2 separate regions of the Homo sapiens genome follow, and region 2 is linked to region 1. A link is an interaction called in ENCODE POLR2A ChIA-PET data of the cell type or tissue named here. Cell type or tissue: A673. All regions are shown on one strand. Links, peaks and the distances in the headings refer to the core of each region. The heading gives the core; the rest is flanking DNA.

Region 1 (15,232 bases), core at 6,520-10,519:
AGAAGTCATTTCAATATGAGATTTGGAGAGGACAAAACATCCAAACCACATCATAAAGAGTCTAGGAGAATTGGCCAGGCGCAGTGGCTCATGCTTGTAATCCTAGCCCTTTGGGAGGCCGAGGTGGGTGGGTCACCTGGGGTCAGGAGTTTGGGACCAGCCTGGCCAACATGGCAAAATCCCATCTCTACTAAAAATACAAAAATTAGCCAGGTGTGGTGGTGGGCACCTATAATCCAACTACTCCAGAGTCTGAGGCAAGAGAATCGCTTGAACCAGTAGGGCAGAGGTTGCAGTGAGCCGAGATGGAGCCACTGCACTCCAGCCTGGGCAAAAGAGCAAAACTCAGTCTCAAAAAAAAAAAAAAGGCAGGGAGTGTAAGAGAATAAAGGGACCATCCATTCTCTGCTGTACTCAGAGCCCCGAGAGGCTGACCTCTAGACACCACATGACTCAGGCTTCCTCACTCTGTCCCAGTGCTTCCTTTTTCCCACCAAAAGCCACAGCTCCCTAAGGCTGCTCTCCCCTACAACTACAGCTCTCTCCAATTCTCCACTATCCCGCCCTGCCCTTGCAGGCCCTGAGAATGGCTTTACCATCCTTTGCGGTTCCCTTACATCTTACCCCTCCCCAAGCCTCTGTCAATAGTTATCTTCGTTAACTCTCTTCAATTACACCTTTGAGTGTTTCTTGGCAGGCCTTGCCTGACACAGCATGGAGCTTCAATGGGTGAGGAGAAAGAAAGGAAAGATGTAGACTCAAAGCTAAAGAAAAGAAGCATTCCAAAATTGATGAGAAACACTAAAAATCAGAAAACCCAATGAATCCCAAACTAAATGAAAAGGAGGAAAAATCGTATTACTGATATCACAGTGAAACTGAAGAATTCAAAGAGAAGACCTTAAAAGCAGTCAAAGAAAAAAGATATTTGTAAGGCATAACAGACTAAACTGTATTTCTTAGAGCAATAAGTTAAGTCAGACAAGAGAGACCAGAATAACATTTTCAGGGTATTGAAAGAAAATAACTATTAACCTAGAAATGTCTATCTAGAAAAATGATCTTTCAGGGATTAGAGTATAATGAAAGCATGTTCCTACAAATAAAAACCAAGAGAGTTTACCACCAAAGTACTCTTCCCTAAAAAAATTCTAAAGAAAATACTTCAAGTAAAGTGAATCCAAATTAATGATCTTGAATGCAAAAGACTATGGAGTAAACGTATTGTATTGGGTTTTTTTGTTTGTTTTTGAGACAGAGTTTTGCTCTTGTTGCCCAGGATGGAGTGCAATGGCGTGATCTCCACTCACCGCAACCTCCGCCTCCTGGGTTCAAGCGATTCTCCTGCCTCAGCCTCCCGAGTAGCTGGGATTACAGGCATGCGCCACCACACACAGCTAATTTTGTATTTTAGTAGAGATGGGGTTTCTCCATGTTGGCCAGGCTGGTCTTGAACTCCCAACCTCAGGTGATCCGCATGCCTCAGCCTCCTGAAGTGCTGCGATTACAGGCATGAGCCACCACACCCGGCCAAACATATTGTTAAATACGTTCACTAAGGCCAGGTGAGGTGGCTCACACCTGTAATCCTGGCACTTTGGGAGGCGGAGGCAGGAGGATCGCTTAAGCCCAGGAGTTCAAGACTGCCCTGGGCAACAAGGCAGTCTCAAAAATTGATTTGTCTCTCAAATAAATAAATAGCTGGGCATGATGGCCTCCACCTGTAGTCTTAGCTATTCAGGAGGCTGAAGCAGGATTACTTGAGCTCAGGAGGCAAAGGGTGCAGTGAGACAAGATCACACTACTGCACTCCAGCCTGGGCAAGAGGGTGAGACCCTGTCTCTTAAAAATAAATACAATATAATCCAATCCGATCCGATCCGATCCGATCCAATCCAATCCAATCCAATCTATCACCCAGGGTATACTGCAGTAGTACAATCTCGGCTCACTGCAGCATCAACCTCCCAGGCTCAAGCAGTCCTTCCACCTCAGCCTCCGGAGTAGCTGGGACCACAGGCACATGACACCACACCTGGCTAAATTTTTTTGTATTTTTATAGAGATGGGATTTTTGCCATGTTACCCAGGCTGGTCTCAAAATCCTGGGCTCAAGTGATTCTCCTGCCTCAGCCTCCCAAAATTCTGGGATTAGAGGCATGAGCAACTGCACGTGGCCAAGTATTGTATTTTTAAAATGATTCTACCTGGGAGGTTAAGGCAGGAGGATCACTTGAGCCCAAACGTTTGAAGCTGCAGTGAACTTTAATTAAGCCACTGTGCTTCAGTCTGGGTGACACAGCAAGACCCTGTCTCTTAACACAAAAACAAGTAAAGATTAGTTTGAGAAAATGAAAAAAGACAATTAAAACTCTGGACAGCAATAGCGCATTAAGTAAAAAGAGAGGTTTTTTTGGTTTGTTTTTTTGTTTGTTTGTTTGTTTTTTGAGACGGAGTTTCCCTCTTGTTGCCCAGGCTGGAATGCAATGGTGCAATCTCGGCTCACTGCAACCTCCACCTCCCGGGTTCAAGCCTCAGCCTCCCAGGTAGCTGGGATTACAGGCATGCGCCACCACGCTGGCTAATTTTGTATTTTAGTAGAGATGGGGTTTCTCCGTATTGGTCAGGCTGGTCTCGAACTCCCAACCTCAGGTGATCCGCCTGCCTTGGCCTCCCAAAGTGCTGAGATTGCAGGTATGAGCCACCGTGCCCAGCCAGGAGAGAGGTATTTTTAAGCTAGTCTTTGTATTACTCTGGCTGGGACAGAATATACATATTATCTTTGGACTAAATTGAATATGCATGTTAAAATGTTTACTGTGGTCAATAAGATATTAAAACTAAGAACATAGTTTATGACAACAAACTATGGAATGAGAAACAAAAGATTATCAAACCCTAAAAGAAGGCAAGAAAGAAAAAAATCACATGCACACACAGTAAGATAACAAATAAGTTATAATTTATCAGTAATGACAAGAAAATGTAATAAACTAAATGCTCTACATAAAAAACTAAGATGGACAGACTGGATAAAAAAGAAAATCCAAAATTATGCTGTTTATAAGAAATGCATATAAAACTCAAGGGCATGGAAAGGTTGAAAGCACAAAGATGGAAAAAGTCCTCATGCAATGGCTCATGCCTGTAATCCCAACACTTTGGGAGGCCAAGGCAGGAAGATCACATGAGGTCAGGAGCTCAAGACCAGCCTGGTTAATGAAGCAAGCCTTTGTCTCTACAAAACAATTTTTAAAATAACAATGAAAAAATAAAATAAGTTTACAAAAGTAGAAAAAAATTCTAATCAAAATAAAGTTAATGAAATTGATGTAGCTATCAGAGAAAAACAGAATTTAGGGCAAAATATTACTAAAAGATGCTGGGCCATCTCATAATTATAAAAGGTTTAACTACAATGGCATGCAATACAATTTATACGTACAAAACAAAACAGAACTACCAACAAATACACTAGAGTGGAAGATTAACATGTAACTCTCAGTAACTGTTAGCTTAGGAGACAGAAGTATCTAATGAATTTGATTTAATAGCATAAATACATTGCACCTTTAAGTGAATATCACATTCTTTTCAAACACATACTGAACAAAAACTGACAACACACTAGACTGTAAGGCATATCCAAACAAATTTTAAATAACTGGTATGTATGTGACATATTACCTGACCAAGAGCAATTAAGTAAGAAATTGATTTAACATAACAATAACAAAAACTAGAAAAATTCAAGGATGAAAAAAAATCATAATGGAAATCAGAAAATGTATAAGCCAGGCTGGGCGCGTGGCTCACACCTGTAATCCCAGCACTTTGGGAGGCTGAGGCGGGTGGATCACTTGAGGTTGAGAGTTCAAGACCAGCCTGGCCAATATGGTAAAACCCTGTCTCTACTAAAAATATAAAAAATTAGTTGTAGTGGTGACTCATGCCTGTAATCCCAGTTACTCGGGAGGCTGAGGCAGGAGAATCCCTTGAACCCAAGATGCGGTGGGTTCAAGACTGCAGAGGTCACGCTACTGCACACCAGCCTGGGCAACAGAACAAGACTCTGTCTCAAAACAAAACAAAATAAAACTATAGTTTACAATAAACAAAAAAGCCAAAAGTTCTTTATTTGGAATAACTAATAAAATTGGAGAGGAAAAACACAAATATATAAACAAGCAAGAATTAAAAGAGAAAGCAACTACAGATGCCTTGGAAAATAAAAAGACATTAAAAGGATAGCAAACAGGGCTGGGCGTGTTAGCTCATGCCTGTAATCCCAGCACTTTGGGAGGCCAAGGCGGGCGTATCACCTGAGGTCAGGAGTTCGAGACCAGCCTGACCAAAATGGAGAAACCCTGTCTCTACTAAGAATACAAAATTAGCCAGGTGTGGTGGTGCATGCCTGTAATCCTAGCTACTCGTGAGGCTGAGGCAGAATTGCTTGAACCTGGGAGGCGGAGGTTGCAGTGAGCCAAGATTGCACCATTGCACTCCAGCCTGGGCAACAAGAGCGAAACTCCGTCTCAAAAAAAAAATAAATAAATAAAAGGATAGCAAACAAATTTATTGTGATAAATACAGCAATTCCAATCCTATACAGATTTCTTCAAGAGACTACAAAACAGGAAACACTCCTTACGCCATTTTAAGAGCCTAGCATATCATCATAAATATGCCAATAGCAAAACCAGATGAGGACAGTGGAGGAAAAGAAATTTATACATCAATCCTACTCATGAACACAGAAGAAGAAATCTTAAGATACTTCACATAAGGGAGGTGATGGATATGTTAATTAACTTGACTTAATCATTCCACGTTGTATATATATATTAAAACATTACAACATTACACTATACCCCACAAACGTATGCAATTATGTCAATTAAAAATATTAATAAAAAGATATTTCATAAACCAAATCCAACAATGGATGTTAAAAATAATAATGACGATAATAATATACACTGTGACCAAGTTAGGTATCCCAGAAATGCAAAACAGAGTTAAGATTAGAAAATAAACAAGGTTGAGCACTGTGGCTCATGCCTGTAATCCCAGCACTTTGGGAGGCTGAGGCTGGTGGATCGCTTGAAGTCAGGAGTTTGAGACCAGCCTGGCCAACATGGTGAAACCTCATCTCTACTCAAAATAAAAAAATTTCAATTAGCCTGGCGTGGTGGTGCACACCTGTAGTCCCAGCTACTTGGGAGGCAGAGGCAGGTGAATCACTCGAATTCGGGAGGTGGAGGTTGCAGTGAGCCAACATCATACCACGGCACTCCAGCCTGGGCGACAGTCAGACTCTGTCTCAAAAAAGGAAAGGAAAAGAAAAAAAAAAGAGGTCGGGCTCAGTGGCTCACGCCTATCTGTAATTCCGGCACTTTGGGAGGCTGAGACAGGTGAATCACTTGAGGTCAGGAGATCAAGACCAGTCTGGCCAACATGGCAAAACCCTGTCTCTACGAAAAATAGAAAAATTAGCCAGGCATGGTAGTGTACGCCTGTAATCCCAGCTACTCGGGAGGCTGAGGCAGGAGAATGGCTTGAACCTGGGAGGCAGAGGTTGCAGTGAGCCAAGATTGTGCCATTGCATGCCAGCCTGGGCGACAAGAGCAAAACTCCATCTCAAAAAAAAAAAAAAAAAAGACTAAAATAATAAGAAAATGAATGATGAAATGATATGGAAGAGAGAGGCAATAACTAAATAAATCAACCCTATTACATTACCCTCAATTTTTTTTACTACATTGCCCCAAGTATATGGCATGATCTTTTGAGAAGATATAAAAGAAACCTGGTGGGGGTTTTGTTTTGTTTGGGGCAGGGTCTGTTCTGTCACCTAGGCTGGATGGAGTGCAGTGTTGTAATCATACCTCACTGCAACTTTGACCTCCCAGACTCAATGGATGCTCCCACTTCAGCCTCCTGAGTAGATGAGACTACAGGTGCAGGCCTCCACACATGGATAATTTTTTATTTTTTATTTTTTGTAGAGACAGAGTTTCGCCATGTTGCCCACTCTAGTCTCAAACTCCTGGGCTCAAGTGATCTGCTTGCCTCGGCCTCTCAAAGTGCTGCGATTACAAGCATGAGCCACTGCACCCAGTCTGGTGGTCTTTTTTGAAAGGTTTCATTGAATACTGTTGAGAATTAGAAATTTTTCATTTCCCAATCATAATGACAAAGAGAAGAAAACTGACAAAAGACATTTCACATTCACAATTATGAGATAAGTCAGAGGATGAAGGCAAAAAGACACTTTTTTTTTTTTTTGAGACAGTTTCGCTCTTGTTGCCCAAGCTGGAGTGCAATGGTGCAATCTCGGCTCACTGCAACCTCCACCTCCCGGGTTCAAGTGATTCTCCTGCCTCAGCCTCCCAAGTACCTGGGGTCACAGGCGTGTGCCACCATGCCCAGTTCCCAGTTAATTTTTTTGTCATTTTTAGTAGAGACGAGATTTCACCATGTTGGTCAGGCTGGTCTCGAACTCCTGACCTCAAGTGATCCACCCACCTTGGCCTCCCAAAGTGCTGGGATTACAGGCGTGAGCCACTGCACCCGGCAAAAAGACACTCTTTTTGTGTTCTTCAATGCGGTAGCCACTAGACATGAGACTGTTTAAGTTTAAGTTAATTAAAAATTTAGCTCCTCAGATATACTAGGGATATTTCAAGTGCCATGTGCGCATGGCTAGTAATTATCACATTGCAAAACACAAATACAGAATATTCCTATTACTGCAGAAAGTTTCTACAGACTGAACTGCTCTAGATGCTGTCAATCATGGTAAAATGGATCACGTAAGTGTCATCTCAGACCTTGAGTCTTCAGATGATGATGTTATATCAGTGGTTCTTAATTTAGGTAATTTTGTCCCCCAAGGGACATCTGGCAGTGTATGGAAACATTTCTGGTTGCCACAACTGGGGAGCACTAATGGCAACTAGTGGATAGAGGGTAGGGACACTGCTAAACATCCTACAATGCACGAACCAGCCCTCAGCAACAAAAAGTATCCACCCGAAATGCTAATAATGGCAAGTTTGAGAAATCCTGCCCTAAATGAATTTTCTCCAACTCAACAATCAATGAACGAACATACTTCCAAGGAAAAAAATATGGTAATCTCATTGACAGTCATTACACGAGAATTACATCATTACCCAATATTCTGTGACAAGAATCCAAAACAATCTGTTTTGCTGAAACGACATGTGATATCATTCTTTCATCTTCTTTGATTTGTGTGTAAAAAATTTGCTTGATACAGTTCGTAAGTGGGCAAATGCTAAAGGTAGGTGTATATATAAAGTTAATGAAAAACTGTTTTGATGACTCTAATTGCCATTTATAAATCTAAAAATGAAAATGATTTATAACTACAAAGCAAAGAATATTCATCTTCTCTTCACCAATATTGTGTGCCACCAATGTTGTCAAAAGCATTGTGCTTTGCTGATGCTAGAGCAAGAAAAAGAACCAGAAGTAATAAGAAGACAGAAACCTGTTAAGGATGCATTTAATATCTAAAATCAGTATTGCATTTTGACAGTGGGAATGCAACAACCAGAAATAATGAGCTAGAACCTATAAGAATTATTTGAAATGTTAAATCAGGAGCTGGGCACGGTGGCTTATGCCCGTCATCCCAGCACTTTGGAGAGGCTGAGGTGGGAGGATCGCTTGAGCCCAAGGGTTCAAGACCAGCCTGTGCAACACAGACAAACCTTGTCTCTACAAAAAATGCAAAAATTAGCCAGGCATGGTGGCCCATGCTTATAGTCCCAGCTACCTGGGAGGCTGAGGTGGGAGGATTGCTTGAGCCCAGGAGGTGGAGGTTGCAGTGAGCTGCTATTGTGCTGCTGTACTCCAGCCTGGGCAACACAGCAAGACTCTGTCTAAAAAAAAAAAAGAAATAAAGAAATTGAAATCAGTATTTACAAATCAGAAGAAATACGCAAAGAGCATGGCCAGGCAAGGTGGCTCATGCTTGTAATCCCAGCGCTTAGGGAGGCTGAGGCAGGCAGATCGCTTGAGCTCAGGAGTTCAAGACCAGCCTGGATAACATGGTGAAACCCTGTCTCTACTAAAATACAAAAATTAGCTGGGTATGGTTGGTGTCTGTCTGTACCCCCAGCTACTCAGAGGGCTGAGGCTGGAGGACTGCTTGAGCCTGGGAGGCAGAGGATGGCGTGAGCCGAGATTGCGCAACTGCACTCCAGCCTGGGCAACAGAATGAGACCCTGCCTCAAAAAAAAAAAAAAAAAAAAAGGAGCAGGCTGTGAGCATTGGCTCATGCCTGTAATCTCAGCACTTTGGGAAGCCAAGGTGGGCCAGTCACCTGAGGTCAGGAGTTTGAGACCAGCCTGACCGGACCAACATAGAGAAACCCCGTCTCTACTAAAAATACAAAATTAGCCAGGCATGGTATGGTGGTGCACGCCTGTAATCCCAGCTACTTGGGAGGGTGAGGCAGGAGAGTTGCTTGAATCCGAGAGGTGGAGGTTGCTGTAAGCCAAGATCAAGCCATTGCACTCCAGCCTGGGCAACAAGAGCAAAACTCCATCTCAATTTAAAAAAAAAAAAAAAAAAAAAAAAAAAAGAACAAACGGCCACACTCTAGACTTGTGGTGTCTAACACAGTAGCCACTACCACAGTGGCTCCCTTACATTAACCATGTTACAAGAGCTCAAGACGAATGTGGTAAGTGGCTACCACATTGGAGAGAGCAGATAAAGAACACTTCCATCAGCACAGAAAGTTCTATCAGCTAGTGTTACTCTAGAAGAAATCTAATTAACTCAACATGTATTTATCAAGTGCTTACTATAAGGTTATCTTGATTTGATGCCATGTTATTTGATACATTAAAGTACAAAATAGCAGCTAACATTTACAGAGCACTTACTATACCCCAGGCACTATACTAAACACTTTTCTTTCAATGTATGTTAAATCATTTTATCTTTGCACTAACTCCCTGAGGTAGTGGTTATTATTTCTCTATTTTTTTAAAAAAGATGGGCTCTTGGGCCAGCCGTGGTGGCTCACGTCTGTAATCCTAGCACTTTGGGAGGCTGAGGCAGGCGGACTGCCTGAGCTCAGGAGTTCAAGACCAGCCTGGGCAACATAGTGAAACCCTGTCTCTACTAAAATACAAAAAAATAGCCAGGCGTGGCAGCGTATGCCTGTAGTCCCAGCTACTCGGGAGGCTGAGGCAGGAGAATTGCTTGAACCCGGGAGGTGAAGGTTGCAGTGAGCCGACATCGCACCACAGCACTCCAGCCTGGGTGACAGAGCAAGACTCCATCTCCAAAAAAAAAAAAAAAGATAGGGTCTTGCTATGTTGCCCAGGCTTGAACTTCTGGACTCAAGCAATTCTGCCTTATCCACCCAGGGAAGTGGAGCTACAGACAGGATGTTTCACACTGCTGCCAGTCGAACATCAAAACCACAAATCTGACAAGTTTTTTTTTGTTTTGTTTTGTTTTTTTTTTTCGAGATGGAGTTTTGCTCTTTTAGGCTGGAGTGCAGTGGCATGATCTCGGCTCACTCCAAGTGCAGTACAGTGGTGCAATCTCACTGCAAGTGCAGTGGCACGATCTTGGCTCACTGCAACCTTCACCTCCTGGGTTCAAGCGATTCTCCTGTCTCAGCCTCCTGAGTAGCTGGGATTACACACATGCACCACCATGCCTGGCTAATTTTTTGTATTTTTAGTAGACATGGGGTTTCACCATGTTGGCCAGGTTGGTCTCAAACTCCTGACTTCAGGTGATCCACCCGCTTCAGCCTCCCAAAGTGCTGGGATTACAGGTGTGAGCCACCATGCCCAGCCAAATTTTATACTGTGTGAATTCAAGCTAATTATTATAGCAAACAAAACCTTAAGATAACCCAGCCTCTATTTCCCTAGTCTCATTTCACACTACTCCCTTCCTCGTTTATTCATCCTTTTTCATTCAACAAATATTACTGAGCAACAAGGTGCCAAGCCCTGTACTAGACACACATAATCAAGGAAAAGCAAACAGGGTCCCTGAACAAATATACATTAGAGTCCAGCAAGAGAGACCAACGTTCATTAATCAATCACATAAATAAGGTGTTATAAAAGAACTACCAATAACTTGAGACCACCCTGGGCAATACAGCAAGATTTCGTCTCTACAAAAACATTGTAACATAGCCAGGTGTGGTGGCGTGCACCTGTGGTCCCACCTACTCGGGAGGCTAAAGGGGGAGGATCGCTTCAGCCCAGGAGTTTGAGGCTGCAGTGAGTCATGATCACACCACTGCATTCCAGCTGGGTTTTAGAGTAACTCCAAAAAGTAAAAAATAAAAAAAAAAAAATAAAAGAACTACACTGTTATAAAAGGACAGGTGAATCTCACCTTTCAGGCAGGCTAAGGAAGGCTTCCCTGAGAAACTGACTACTGAGAGAACTGAAGGATGAAGTGACAGGGAAGAAAAGCATTCCAGACAGAAGGACTAGTATATGAGAGGCCCTGTGACAGGACACAGGACACAAGTGGGAAGGGTTGCAAAAAAGCTAGTGTGGCTGATGAAGAGAAAAAGCGACTGGAAAAGAGTCAACAGAAGCTGGAAAGGCAGTAACTTATCCAAAGCCTCACAAGGTGCAAACATTTTTAAAGAAAAATGCTTTATATTTCACAACACTTAATGGCACTTTTCCCCTGCTTTTTGTGAACAAGAGGCCTTACATTTTCATTTTCACTGGGCCCTGCAAATTATGTAGGTAGCCCTGGCTGGACAACAAAGACAGTGGACAGAAACAGTCTTATGGCTCGGATACAAGGCAGAGGCCACCCACTCACTATACTGACCCTTCAGACCCACTAAGAAAGACAAAAAAGATGAGGATATGGAATGAAACACGGTCTCCATGGCCAAGCACGGTGGCTCATGCCTGTAATCCCAGCACTTTGGGAGGCCGAGGTGGGAGGATCACGAGGTCAGGAGTTCGAGACCAGTCTAGCCAACATGGTGAAACTCCCTCACATGGTGAAACCCCGTCTCTACTAAAAATACAAAAATTAGCCGGGCATGGTGGCACGTGCCTGTAATCCCAGGAACACAGGAGGCCAAGTCAGGAGAATTGCTTGAACCTGGGAGGCGGAGGTTGCGGAGGTTGCAATGAGCCTAAACGTGCATTGCGCCACTGCACTCCTGGCTGACAGGGTGAGACTCTGTCTCAAAAAAAAAAAAAAAGAAAGAAACATGGCCTCCTAAATTAGAACCTCCGTAGGTAAGGCAAAGGAAACTGCAGTTTTTTGTTTTGTTTTGTTTTTGAAACAGAGTTCGCTCTTGTTGCCCAGGCTGGAGTGCAATGGCATGATCTTGGCTCACTGCATTCTCCGCCTCCCGGGTTCAAGTGATTCTCCTGCCTCAGCCTCCCGAGTAGCTGGGAATACAGGCATGCGCCACCACACCAGCTAATTTTGTATTTTTAGTAGAGACAGGGTTTCTCCATGTTGGTCAGGCTGGTCTCGAACTCCCAACCTCAGGTGATCTGCCCGCCTCAGCCTCCCAAAGTGCTGGGATTACAGGTGTAAGCCACGGTGTCCAGCCAGAAATCTGCAGTTTTAATAATCACCCTAAGATTGGTTATGCATGTTCTAAACTCTGAAAAACCCTTCTCTAAAATATTGTCAAATTACAATGGACCTAATTTTTCCCATAATTACAAACAGAGAAAGAGTGAATCCCTATCTCTTTTTCAGAATAAAGTTTATTAGTTTTCTATTAGCTCTTTCTCACTCAAAAGACATTTTTCCTTTTATTTATTCACAAGGTTATATTATACTTAGCAGTGATTAAACAAATCTGTGGAAATGGAATGCCCTGCATTTGCATTTATAAGTCTATAAATGCAAAACCACAAACCTAGTCTTAGTCTGAACCATGATACAGCTTTGAACATTCTTCAACATAAAAATAATTGCAGGACATTCAAGGAAGTAGATTTTAAAAGTAGATTTTTTTTTTGGCCGGGTGTGGTGGCTCACGTCTATAATCCCAGCACTTTGGGAGGCCAAGGCAGGTGGATCACCTGAGGGTCAGGAGTTCAAGACCAGCCTGGCCAACATGGTAAAACCCCGTCTCTACTAAAAATACAAAAAATTAGCCAGGCATCATGGCAGGCACCTGTAAATCCCAGCTACTGGGGAGGCTAAGGCAGGAGAATCACTTGAACCCAGGAGGTGTAGGTTGCAGTGAGCCGAGATGGCGCCATTGCACTCCAGCCTGGGCAACAAGAGTGAAACTTCATCTCAAAGAAAAAAAAAAAAAAAGGTAGATTTTTTTAAAACACATGCAACATTCAGGCTGGGTGTGGTATCTCACGCCTGTAATCCCAGCATTCTGGAAGGCCGAGGCGAGCGGATCACCTGAGGTCAGGAGTTTGAGAACAGCCTGGTCAACATGGTAAAATACTGTCTCTACTAAAAACACCAAAATTAGCCAGGCATGGTGGCGTGCACCTGTAGTCCCAGCTACTCTAGAGGCTGAAGCAGGATAATTGCTTGAACCCGGGAGGCAGGGGTGGCAGGGAGCCGAGATTGCGCCACTGCACTCCAGCCTAGGCAACAGAGTGAGACTCCATCTCAAAGAAAAGAAAATAGAAATGCATGCAACATTCAAATTTACTAAAACGGAGTATTAATTTATGGTCTAAATTTTTATATTGTAAAAAATTCAAACTATATTAAAACTATATTAAGCACTCCTCCCATGTGCAATCTCATTCCCTATGCAGCCATTCTTAGAAGTTTAGTATAGGCCAGGCACAGTGGCTCACAGCTGTAATCCTAGCACTTTGGGAGGCTGAAGCTGGCAGATCACCTGTGATCAGAAGTTCAAAACCAGCCTGGCCAACAAGGTGAAACCCTGTCCCTACTACAAACACAAAAATTAGCTGGGTGTGGTGGTGCATGCCTGTAATCCTAGCTACTCGGGAGGCTGAGGAAGGAGAATCACTTGAACCTGAGAGGCAGAAGTTGCAGTGAGCCGAGATCGCACCATTGCACTCCAGCCTGGGTGACAGAGCAAGACTCTGTCTCAAAAAAAAAAAAAGAAGTTTAGTATAAGCCTTCCATTTCCGTTTCTATGCATATACAAATATATACAGAACTTTTTCTAGAAAACAGAAATGGGATCATATATTCTATTCTGCAATTTTTCGTCTTATTTTGAGTATCTTTCCATGTTCATTCAGATCTTCCCATTTAAAAAAAAAGCTATCACATTTTAGATATACCATATTTTTTAAGAGTTCCATAAAATTCCATTATAAAGAATACCAGTATATTAAATCAATTTGGTGTAACTGGACATTTACGTTGTTTCAATCTTCACTACAGCAAAGTACACTACAGTAAACATTCTTTGTGTATAAGCAAGTATTTCCATAAACTGAATAAATGGCCAGAAGTGAAATAGCTGGGGGTCAGCTATATATTGAAGGCTCTTGTATCGAAAACTTGTAGCATACTTCCCTATACCTTTACAATGTGAAATAACATTTTATTCTTAGTTCTGTTTCTAGACTATTCTAACTTTCTATTCTTTTCCTATGCCAATGCTATGTTTCAATTACTTTAGCTTCTGAATACATTGTAATAGTTGCTACATCAAGTCCCCAAACCCTTCACAGACTTCCAGATATATTTTCTAATCAATTAATTTTTCTCCCACCTCAGAAAAGGGTGAGGAGGAAAGAGAGATTTTGATTGACATTATATTCAATTTAGAGATGAATGAGGGAGAAATTGCCACCTTAACCGGATTGACCTTTCAGACCAAGGAGCATAGCCTTCATTTAATTCAGCTCTTTTATATTCTGCAAATAAGCTGTATCATGTTCTTCACAAAAATGGTGCATGTTTCTTATCAGTGCCCTATAATTTATTTCTACAGTTTTTCTTTCTAACAGAATGGGATCTTTTTTCCAATTTTAAGCTGATCACTGCTGATATAAAGGAAATCTTGCAACCCATTTATTTTTCTTACATCTGGTCATCTTTCCAAAGAACTAATGGTTCCAACAGTCTTAGTTATTTTGCTTAAACTTTTTTTCCGAAATGTCATATCACCTGCAAATAATCATTTTTTGGCCTTTCTTTCCAATATCTGCACTTATTCCCATTTTTTGTATTACTGTATCAGTTAGACCCTCCAGAAGGTATTAAATAACAGTTATATTAGGACTCCCGTTTTACTTCTGAGGATATCATCATTTAATACATGGTTTCAGATAACTATTTGTTATCATATTGAGAATTCCCTTCAATTCCTAGTTTATCCAATTGTTTTAATCATAAAATGCTGTTAAATTTTAACAACTGCCTTTTAGGCATCTATGGATGATTTCAAATGCCTTTTTGCATTTCTTCTCTGGATCACTGGCTATGTTCCAATTAGTGTGACACAAGTCCAACTGCAAATACACATTTAATTGAACTGAATTTGAAACATAAATTTCCTATTAATTAGCTTTTTTGAGAAAAAGAATGCTGTGCCAGTTTTCTAATATCTAGTGCCACCGCAGGTACTACAAGACAGGGCTGAAATAAACAAAAATGCATACTTACTATAATGCATCTTTCAAATAAGAAAAGTAGGTTCAATTAATTAAAATTTTCATTTTTATGACGTGTACTGTGGTTACAAAAAAATAAAGGCAGTGTACCTTACACATTGAAGGTCTCAGGAAATATCTACTACATAAATGCTCAAATATTCCTCAAACTCACTGTATTTCCCCAAACTATATTCTCTCAGACTATATTCCCCAAAATATATATCTCCACCTGGGATATTGCTTATCAAACTAGAAAACTCTAATCTATTTTTCATGATTCAGCTTAAGGGTTACCTATTCCAAGAAGCCCTTTCTCAGTCCCTATCTCAGCCTGAGATAGATGTTTGTACCTACTTCTATTATAACTTTACCAACCAACATTTGCTAATATTTTTGCCTTTCTCCACTCCTTGAAAAGAAGGTGCTTCTTCTGTCTCCTCAGCATACACAGCATAGTGTCTAACATGCTGTGTTTCTATATACTGAAGAAATGTTCTAAAACAAATCAATGGCCAGAAATTGGATTCCAGATCCAAACTAGCTACATGACAACAGGCAAATCATTTGCCATCTCTGAATATCAGGTTTTCATATTTATTTATTTATTTATTCTA
Region 2 (4,556 bases), core at 1-4,000, 810 kb before region 1:
TAGGCTTTGGAGACTGAGATAAGCATGTTGACAACTTACATTTACTGACTGTTTACTGCTTTCCACATACTATGCTACGTGCTTGATGTGTCATTCAGTCCTCTCAACAACTTTACTATAATTATCAGCATTTTTTTATGAGGAAGTAAAGTTACTTGCCCAAGTTACACAGCTCATAAATTTTGAATCTGGTGAGCAGTTTGAATTAAAAGCCATTACAATATGTTCCACTGAAAGAGTTGAAATACACAGACAAATAATATTTAAATAATGTTATGCTCGTGTTGTATACAGACTTGGTAACACAGAATTGGGACTAATTAATTCTACCTAAGTATATACAATGAAAAAGTATAGGAATTTAGATGACATTGAGTTTTAAATTTTAAATTGAGTTTTGAAGTACATATAGAAATTTATTCAGCAAAGGGATGAGAGAGGGACAATGGCAGTACAAGGGCACAGTTTACCAGGAACTACTTAGCCTGGCTGGAATGTATAATGTGAAGTGGAGAAAGCTTTGGGGTATTGAGGCTGAGGGCTGCGGTAAGTAAGAGTCATACCACAAAGGCCTCTATTCCTTGATAAAATGTTTAGATTTCATCTTTATCCAGGGAGAAACATGAAAAGGTTTTAAGTTTTTTTCTTTTTTTTTTTTTGAGAGGGAGTCTTGCTCTGTCACCCAGGCTGGAGTGCAGTGGTGTGATCTGGGTTCACGCCATTCTCCTGCCTCAGCCTCCCGAATAGCTGGGACTACAGGCGCCCGCCACCACGCCCGGCTAATTTTTTGTATTTTTAGTAGAGACGGGGTTTCACTGTGTTAGCCAGGATGGTCTCGATCTCCTGACCTCATGATCCACCCGCCTCGGCCTCCCACAGTGCTGGGATTACAGACGTGAGCCCCACTGCACCTGGCCAGTTTTAAGTATTTTTAAAGATGATACTTGAAATTTTTTTTTTCTTGGGCGTAGCATCTGAAAGCTGGAATATTTTCATTGAAACACAAATTATTGTGCAGAACTACTGATTGATAGCTTAAATTAATGGTGGATTATTTTATATTATTATTAATGAAGCTTTATTCATATAACGTTTAATAAAACAACTGATTTGAGAGACTTAGAAGTAGAATCTATCTAATAGCCCTCAAATTATGAATGTCTTATATTCCCAATATTTAATTTTATAAATTGTTATGTATATTGTTTGCACACAGTGTTTCTTGCTTTAGCTAGCTCTCCGAAACATTTGACCATATGTTTGTCATATTAGTGACAATACTTGTCTGAACAAACATGCCAATAGTCTGAACATATCTAAAATACATGCTTTTCAACTCTCTGTTAGCTGTGTTTTATGAGATTTTCATTTTGCTTCTCAAGTACTAGTACCATAATTTCTGTTTAAGTAGATATCTGTCAACGTGCTGCTTTGCCCTACAAAGCATTTTTTATCCATAAGAAACAGGGCCTTTGAAATGTGGGTAGTCTGAAATGAGAAGTGTTCTGAGTATAAAATATATACAAGATTTCAAAGAATTGGTATTTTTAAAATGTTAAATATTTTTATATTATATGTTGGGATTACATGTTTTGGATATATTGGGTTAAGTAAAATATTATACTTTTTAACTTTTAAAATGTGGCTACTAGAATAAAGTTAAATGTATAACATGTTACATTTTTATCATTCAGTACTGCTCTTTACAGATGTTCCAAAATTATTTAGGGAACTCTAGTTTTCTCATGTATAGTCCCAAAGAAATCTAAGTGAAATGAGAGACCAGTAACTCTTAAAAAAGGAATTTATATTTAAAAAAAAAAAAGATACTTTTATTGGCTGGGCGCGGTGTCTCATGCCTGTAATCCCAGCACTTTGGGAGGCTGAGGCAGGCAGATCACAACGTCAAGAGATGGAGACCATCCTGGCCAACATAGTGAAACCCCGTCTCTACTAAAAATACAAAAATTAGCCGGGTGTGGTGGCACGTGCCTGTAATCTCAGCTACTCGGGAGGCTGAGGCAGGAGAATCGCTTGAACCCTGGAGGCAGAGGTTGCATGAGCCGGGATTGCGCCACTGCATTCCAGCCTGGCAACAGAGTAAGACTCTGTCTCAAAAAAAAAAAAAAAAAAAAAAAAAAAGGATACTTAATGAATTCAAATCCCATAATTGAAGACTTTCTGTGATGATTTTTTTTTAAGAAATCTACTCTTCAGACAGGCCTATTCTATCTATAAGTTGCTGCTCTTCTTCGCAGCTTCTCCTTTGCCTCTGTTCCTGAAACCACACACAGGATTTCTTCTGTAGATTCTCATTGGTTGCAAGGGCTTTGGTGCTAAGGGAGCCATATGTGTATAGATTAGATGTTTGTAAGTTGTGACTGCCTATGGTGGAAAATAACAGCAACAATAATATGGCATTGCTTCCCATACTACCACAATAAGTAATAAAACATTTTGTAATTCATTCTGTAACAAGAACAGCAGATCATTTATCATGGATTGCCTAGAGAAACCTTTTCAGGAGGATTAAGTGTTCGCACTTCATTTAGGAACTGCTTTTAGTAGAGCTGAGTTGGGAACTTAGTTTTTGGTTTATTATTGCTAAGGTTCTAAATGTTACATAGAAATTTTCTCTTTGTACTAGATTTACAGATGAAAATAATTATTTCAGAATCATTTCCCTCATTTTTTATTACACATGTTGCTTTATGATAAAAGCAAAAAATATAAATTGCTATTCTAAACTTGGGGATTTTACTTTAGTGATTGTTTTATGTAATACCCAACTAAGTTTGTATATTTAGAAATCCAGAAACAATGCAAAAGTTTATAGTCCCGTTAAATAGCTGGAATCATGATGTTATATTTTAAGCAATCACTGCTGTTCTCATTCATAACAATGAGGATCTCCAGGTAGTTTAGGAAATGCTATTTTTAGAGCATCAACCCTTTAACTAACCCAAAAGCAGGGGAGAAACCTAGCATTGTCACTTTCTTGATTTGCCAGGCTTTTATCAGTTGGTCTATCATTGTATTTGAAAGACATTAATTAGGAGTTTTTGTTCTACTATTTTAGAATTTTGCTGACTAATATTCCTTTGACTAGTTTGAATAACATTGGATCAACTCAGATGATGGCATTCTTATGTTTTGATTAGTGTATACATGGTGTACATTTTTTCTTTTACTTTTCACTTATCTGTTCTTTTATTTAAAATAGGCTTTTTGTAGACAGCATATTGTCGAACCTTGCCTTTAAAAAAATTGAATCCGACAATATCTGTCTCTTTTTTTTTTTTCCTTGAGACTGGGCCTCGGTCTGTCCCAGGCTAGAGTGCAGTGGTGTGATCTCATGGCTCACTGCAGCTTTGACCTCCCAGGCTCAAGTGATTCTCCTGCCTCAGCCCGTCAAGTCGCTGGAGCTACAGGCACATGCCACCACGCCTGGCTAATTTTTGTATTTTTTGTAGAGACGGGGTTTCACCATCTTGCCCAGGCTGGTCTTGAACTCCTGAGCTCAAGCTGTCTGCTTGGCTTGGCCTCCCAAAGTGCTGAGATTATAGGTGTGAGCCACCACTCCCACCCCAGTATCTGTCTTTTAATTGCTGTTTAGACCAGGGACCAACAGACTTTTTAAATAAAGGACCAAATGGTACATGGTTACAGGTCATGCTTGTATGTCATGCAGACATTCAACTATGCTGTAACATGAAAGCTGCTGTACAGTATGCAAATGAACCAGTATGTCTGTATTCCAAGAACACTTTATAAAAATAGGCATGGGCCAGATATGGCTCCAGGACTCTAGTTTCCTAACCTTGGCTTAGTGTAATATGATCACTGCTGTCATTGAATTAAAATCTGTTATCCTTCTGGTTGTTTTGTATTCTATCTGTTCTTTGTTTTTCCATCTTTTTCTGCCTTCCTTTGAATTAATATGTTTTGTGATTCCACTTTATTTCCACTATTGGTTTATTATTTGTACCTCTTAAGTTTTACTTGTTACCTTAGGTTTACAATCTGCATCTTTAATTAACATGTCTGCATTCAAATAATATTATATTACTTCACATGTAGTTTAAGAGCCTTAGAACAGTGTACTCCCAATTCTTGCCTTCCATTCTTTGTGCTGTTATCATATAATTTTATGTTATTTTCTCTTTAAGCCCCACTAATGTTTATACTTTAAATGATTCTGTAACCACCCTCACTGTTAAGATTTTTCTAGGTTTGTGACAGTAAGTTACAAGATTCATAAATTTGCACTGTTTTACAGGTGGAGAATTAGGAATATAGAGACAATAAGAAAAAAGCGTTAGCCTGACAAAGTCAGAGTGCTAGAAGAGAGCTTTCAATAGCTACAGATAACATTTCCTCTCATTCTTACCACTCAGTGTTTTTCTTTAGTCATTACCTTAATTATAACTCTTACTTTATAAGAAAAAAAACTAAAAAGAAAAAAACACTTTTATTTTAAAATTTACATTTTTCTTCATGCACTATATAATAAACACGGGAGTCAAATATTCTTTTTTTTTTCTGTCTGACAGACT

Evidence for each region. ChIA-PET counts read pairs that join two places held together with the same protein. Peaks named below come from ENCODE experiments on the same cell type or tissue, not always from the same donor. Only the 100,000 strongest peaks of a DNase experiment are listed, where the experiment ranks them.
Region 2: POLR2A ChIA-PET joins it to region 1 with 7 read pairs; 2 of 35 experiments call an interaction of 5 or more read pairs at or near these places.

The regions. Positions count from the first base shown.
Region 1 is chr13:20,882,534-20,897,765 of GRCh38, forward strand. All of the region lies in intron 1 of XPO4 (exportin 4), which reads right to left. Among named protein-coding and RNA genes, the nearest start is that of XPO4, 13 kb to the right of the region's middle. In A673, for the core only: no CTCF peak of the experiment used is centred there; no DNase peak of the experiment used is centred there; H3K27ac peaks cover 989 bases.
Region 2 is chr13:20,077,202-20,081,757 of GRCh38, forward strand. All of the region lies in intron 21 of ZMYM2 (zinc finger MYM-type containing 2), which reads left to right. Among named protein-coding and RNA genes, the nearest start is that of LINC01072, 23 kb to the right of the region's middle. In A673, for the core only: no CTCF peak of the experiment used is centred there; no DNase peak of the experiment used is centred there.